Regions from separate parts of the Homo sapiens genome. Here region 2 is linked to region 1. Evidence: read pairs that join two places in POLR2A ChIA-PET (ENCODE). Cell type or tissue: MCF 10A. All regions are shown on one strand. Region 1 has its middle 38 kb from the start of TP63. Region 2 overlaps TP63 (tumor protein p63).

Evidence for each region. Peaks named below come from ENCODE experiments on the same cell type or tissue, not always from the same donor. Only the 100,000 strongest peaks of a DNase experiment are listed, where the experiment ranks them.
Region 2: POLR2A ChIA-PET joins it to region 1 with 5 read pairs; 2 of 35 experiments call an interaction of 5 or more read pairs at or near these places.

The regions. Positions count from the first base shown.
Region 1 is chr3:189,592,473-189,594,972 of GRCh38, forward strand. No RefSeq gene overlaps it. Among named protein-coding and RNA genes, the nearest start is that of TP63, 38 kb to the right of the region's middle. In MCF 10A, no CTCF peak of the experiment used is centred here; a DNase peak (open chromatin) is centred at 1,279.
Region 2 is chr3:189,737,726-189,740,225 of GRCh38, forward strand. It overlaps TP63 (tumor protein p63), which reads left to right. Exons shown (of 14, transcript NM_003722.5): 2 at 15-143; 3 at 917-1,049. Among named protein-coding and RNA genes, the nearest start is that of MIR944, 91 kb to the right of the region's middle. In MCF 10A, no CTCF peak of the experiment used is centred here; no DNase peak of the experiment used is centred here.

The DNA of each region.
Region 1 (2,500 bases):
TGGCTCAAAACATGCAAATCAATAAATGTGATATATCACATTAACAGAATGAAGGATAAAATTACGTGATCATCTCCATAGATCCAGAAAAAGCATTTGACAATATACAACATCATTTAATGGTAAACATTTCAACAAATCAGATATAGAAAGAATGTAGCTCACACAATGAAGGCCATATACAATAAGCCATAGCTAACATCATACTCAGTGGTGAAAAGCTGAAAGCTTTTCTTCCCAGATTAGCAAAGAAGAATGCTGACTCTCACCATTTATATTTAATATAATTCTGGAACTCCTAGCCACAGCAATTAGCCAAGAAAAATAAATTGGCATCCGAATCAGAAAGGAAGAGATGCAATGTTGTCTGTTTGCAGATACATTATGTATATTAAAAAAAAAACACTAAAGACACTACCAAAAAAAAACCCGTTAGAATTAATAAATTCAGTAAAGTTGTAAGATACAAAATCCATCTACATTAATTAGTTAAGTTTCTATATACTAACAACGAACTATCAAAAAGCAAATTAAGAAAACAATTCTACTTAGCCTAAAAAAATACTGAAGAATGAATTTAGTCAATATGGTAGAAGACCTGAAAACTGAAAACAAAAAATTGATTTTAAAATGAAAGAAGACACAAATACATGAAAAGACTTACTGTATGCATGGATTCAAAGAACTAATATTGTTTAAATGCCCACACTACTCAAAGCAACATACAGAGTCAATGCAATCTCTAACAAAATTCCAATGCCATCTTTTACAGAAATAAGAAAAAAAAATTTAAAATCATATGGAACCACAAAGCACCAAATAACCAGCAACCTTGAGCAGAATAAACAAAGCTAGAGGTGTCATAATACCTGATCTCAAAATATATCAGAAAGCTACTTTAATAAAAACAGCATGGTACTGGCATAAACACTGACATTATAGACCAATGGAACAAAATAGAAAGCTTTGAAATAAATCCAGGTATTTATGGTTTATTGGCCTTCCATAAAGGTACTAAGAAATACAATGAGTAACAGATAGTCCTTTTAATAAATGCTACAAGGAAAAATAAATATCCACACGCAGAAAAATAAAATTGGACCCTTGTCTACCACAATACACAAAAATCAACTCAAAATGGATTAGAGACTTAAACATAAGGCCTGAAGCTGTAAAACTACTGGAGGAAAACATAGAGAAAAAGCTTCTTGACATTGGTGTGGGAAATTATATTTTGGATATAACTCCTAAAGTTCAGCCAACAAAAGCAAAATAGACAAGTGGGATTGCATCACACTAGAAAACTATTGCACAGTAAAGGAAACAATCAACACAGTGAAAAGATAATCTACATAATAGGAGGAAATACTTTCAAACCATTTATCTGATAAGGGGTTTTATGCAAAATATATAAAGAACTGAAACAAGTCAATAGCAACAAAACAAATAACCTGATTTAAAAATGGGCAAAGGACCTGAATAGAAGACATACAAATGATCAGTAGTTATAAGAAAAAATGCTCAACATCACTAATCCTCAGGGAAATGCAAAGCGAAACCACAATAAGATTATCTCACAGCTGATAAAATAGTTATTATCAAAAATACAATAGATAATAAGTGTCAGGGAGGATGTCAAGAAAAGGTAACCCTTGTACACTGTTGGTGGAAATGTCAATTTGGATAGCCATTATGGAAAACAGTATAAAGGTTCATACAAAAATAAAAAATATAACTACTGTATGTCCAGCAACTCCACTACTGTATATATATCCAAAAAAAAAATTAGTAACTTGAAGAGGTATTTGCACTCCTATGTTCATTGTAGCATTATTCACAATAGCCAAGGTATGGAATAAAGTGTCCATCAACAAATGAATGGATAAAGATTATGTGGTATACACACACAGTGGACTTTAAAAAGGAAAAAAAATGCTATCATTTGTGGCAACATGGATGATCCTAGAGGAAATTATGCTAAGTGAAATAAGCCAGGCACAGAAAGACAAATACTGCACAATCTCACTTAAATGTGGAATTTTTAAAAGTTGAATTCATAGAAGCAGAGAGTACAATGGTGATTGCCAGGGTCTGGTGGTGGGGAGCAGGGGTGGAGAATGAGAGATGTGGCTCAAAGGGTACAAAATTTCAGTTATGCAGGATGAATAAATCCTGGAGATCTATATAGCACGGTGACTATAGTTAACAATAATACTTGAAGTGTGCTAAAAGAGTAGATCTTAAATGTTCTCAACACACAAACATATACAATGTTGTGTTGTTGGATTTGAGTTGATGGATATATTAATTAGCTTGATTGTGGTAATCATTTCACAGTATATATGCATATTAAAACATCATGTTGTATGCCTTAAATACACACAACTTGTATTTGCCAGTTACATCTTAATAAAGAGAAAAAAAGAGAAAAGCAGAAGCTTATATTATACTTTATGTTTCATTAAATGTTTGACTATCGTCAGCTGGTGTTAATGCAAAC
Region 2 (2,500 bases), 150 kb after region 1:
TTTGTCCTTTTAAGTTTCGTAGAAACCCCAGCTCATTTCTCTTGGAAAGAAAGTTATTACCGATCCACCATGTCCCAGAGCACACAGACAAATGAATTCCTCAGTCCAGAGGTTTTCCAGCATATCTGGGATTTTCTGGAACAGTAAGTATAAAACAAGCAAGAAATGTTTTGCTTGAGCTAAATAGGTAAATGTGGGTGGTCAAAATATTGCTTACTAGGGCATGTTTTTTCTAGAATCAGTAGAAGTTATTTAGGAAAAGTTAATGACTCCAATGCCATCTCTTTGTTCAAATTCAGTGGTGATTTTTTTCCATTTCTAACACCAAAAGATCCTTGCTAATCCAAGGTGATGTAATTTTGGAGGGCCTAAGGCCTCCTGCACCAAATTCACTTCCCCAATGTTTCTCTGATACTCAGAATCCATTCCTTTGGCTTGAAGACTTATCTACTTTTATAATGCAGGTACTCACTGAGAAGATAAAACACTAAATTTTGTTGTTTATTTATACCTTGCTGTGAAACGTATTATTATTTCTTTATTAAAACAGGTTTGGATAAGTGAGTAAATTAAGAAAAGGTGAAAAGAGAATTTCAGCACACTGGAGACCCTTAGGAATCGAGTATAAAATACTCTATCACAGATACATCCGTTATTTCCTGCATCCTACCCAGTAATTATCTGAGGAGGGCAGAGGTCATGATCCTCATTTAACAAGTGGGGGTTGGATTTGAACTGCTTGAAATTACACATTTGATAAGTGATTGAGCCAGGACTCAAACCTAGAGTTTCTAACTCCAAGAAACCAATGAGCCTTGCTGACTTTGAAGCAGAAAATGCTTGTTGTTAACAACAGCATGAGTATATTTTAGTCCCTTTCCATGCCTAACTCACTTTTTTCTTTCCTATGTGTTAGGCCTATATGTTCAGTTCAGCCCATTGACTTGAACTTTGTGGATGAACCATCAGAAGATGGTGCGACAAACAAGATTGAGATTAGCATGGACTGTATCCGCATGCAGGACTCGGACCTGAGTGACCCCATGTGGGTGAGTGGCACAGGCTTTCTCTTCAGTCTTTGGGCCATGCTATCTATAGCTCTGTTAAACCTGTCTTTTCAGTCATGTGTGAAAAGGCAGGTGGCTCTGAATGGCCAAGGCCTTTGGGAAGAGAGTCTATGTTGTTAGCTGAGAGAAGATTTGGTGTGGATTATGCATTCTGGGTCTGCCGCAAATATCTATAATATATGTGTTTCCATCCGTGTGGGGAGGGAGATTCTTTACATCTTTTATCTTGATTGTTCCTCATGTCAACCCCAATTTAGAAAAGATGGTACCAGCTCAAGGCTTTCTAGCTGGTAGGGACAGCAAAAGAATCAGAAATTTATTTTATTTATATATTTATTTATTTGACAGAATCTTACTCTGTCACCCAGGCTGGAGTGCAGTGGCAGGATCTCAGCTCATTGCAACCTCTGCTTCCCTGATTCAAGTGATTTTGCTGACTCAGTCTCCCAATTAGCTGGGATTACAGACATGCACCACCACACCTGGCTAATTTTTGTATTTTTAGGAGAGGCAGGGTTTCGCCATGTTGGCCAAGCTGGTCTCGAACTCTTGCCTTCCTGTGATCTGCCCACCTCAGCCTCCCAAAGTGCTGGGATTACAGGTGTGAGCCACTGTGGCTGGCAAAGAATCAGATTTTTAGATCTGAATCCTATCCAGGGCACTTCCTACTATGACAAACAACTTCTCTATCCTTCTTTAATGCAGGAGGAATTTATGCACATGAATTCTATGTGCATATGCAGGTTTAAGTACCTGGTAACAGAATAAGAGGGAGGAAAAAAACTAATACATGAAACAGGCTTTTCTTGGCTATACCACTGAGTCACTCGTGATCTTAGGCCCCAGTTCCTCATTTATAAAGTGGTGAGATCATAGGTGTTACATACTTCCCAGGTAAGCTAAGGAGTTTAATGGGTTAATGATATTAAAACACCTTCCTGAGATGTTTAGATTTCCTGTGTTTGTGCAGTTTCATAATGCTGGTGGGTTTTCTTTTTTTTTTTTTTTTAATCATTTATTTACGGCACAAGTCCTGCTATCTTTTCTATCAAAAATTTCTAGAAAACTAGTGGGGGGAAGCTAGACAGCGGGGTGTCATAGAGTATCTGTTGACGAGATTAAGGGGAATGATTTTAAAATGCCTTACCTTGTTTGATATGTTTTACTGGAATTTTTGCTATGTACTTTTTGGATATAGAATGTACTGCTTAATATTGGGAGAAAGTCAATGGGAGAAAGTCAATTGGAGAAAGGCAAGAGGAAACAAAAACAGAAAGTTATAACTCTGCAGATACATAGATGCTTTGTCACTAATTTGATTAGAGAAAAATACACTTTTTCATTGACTCTTTTCATTCCAATACAGATATAGTTCTCAATCCTTGAGCCAATGAAATGAAACTATCAAATAATTCCAAGGGGCAGGTCATTCA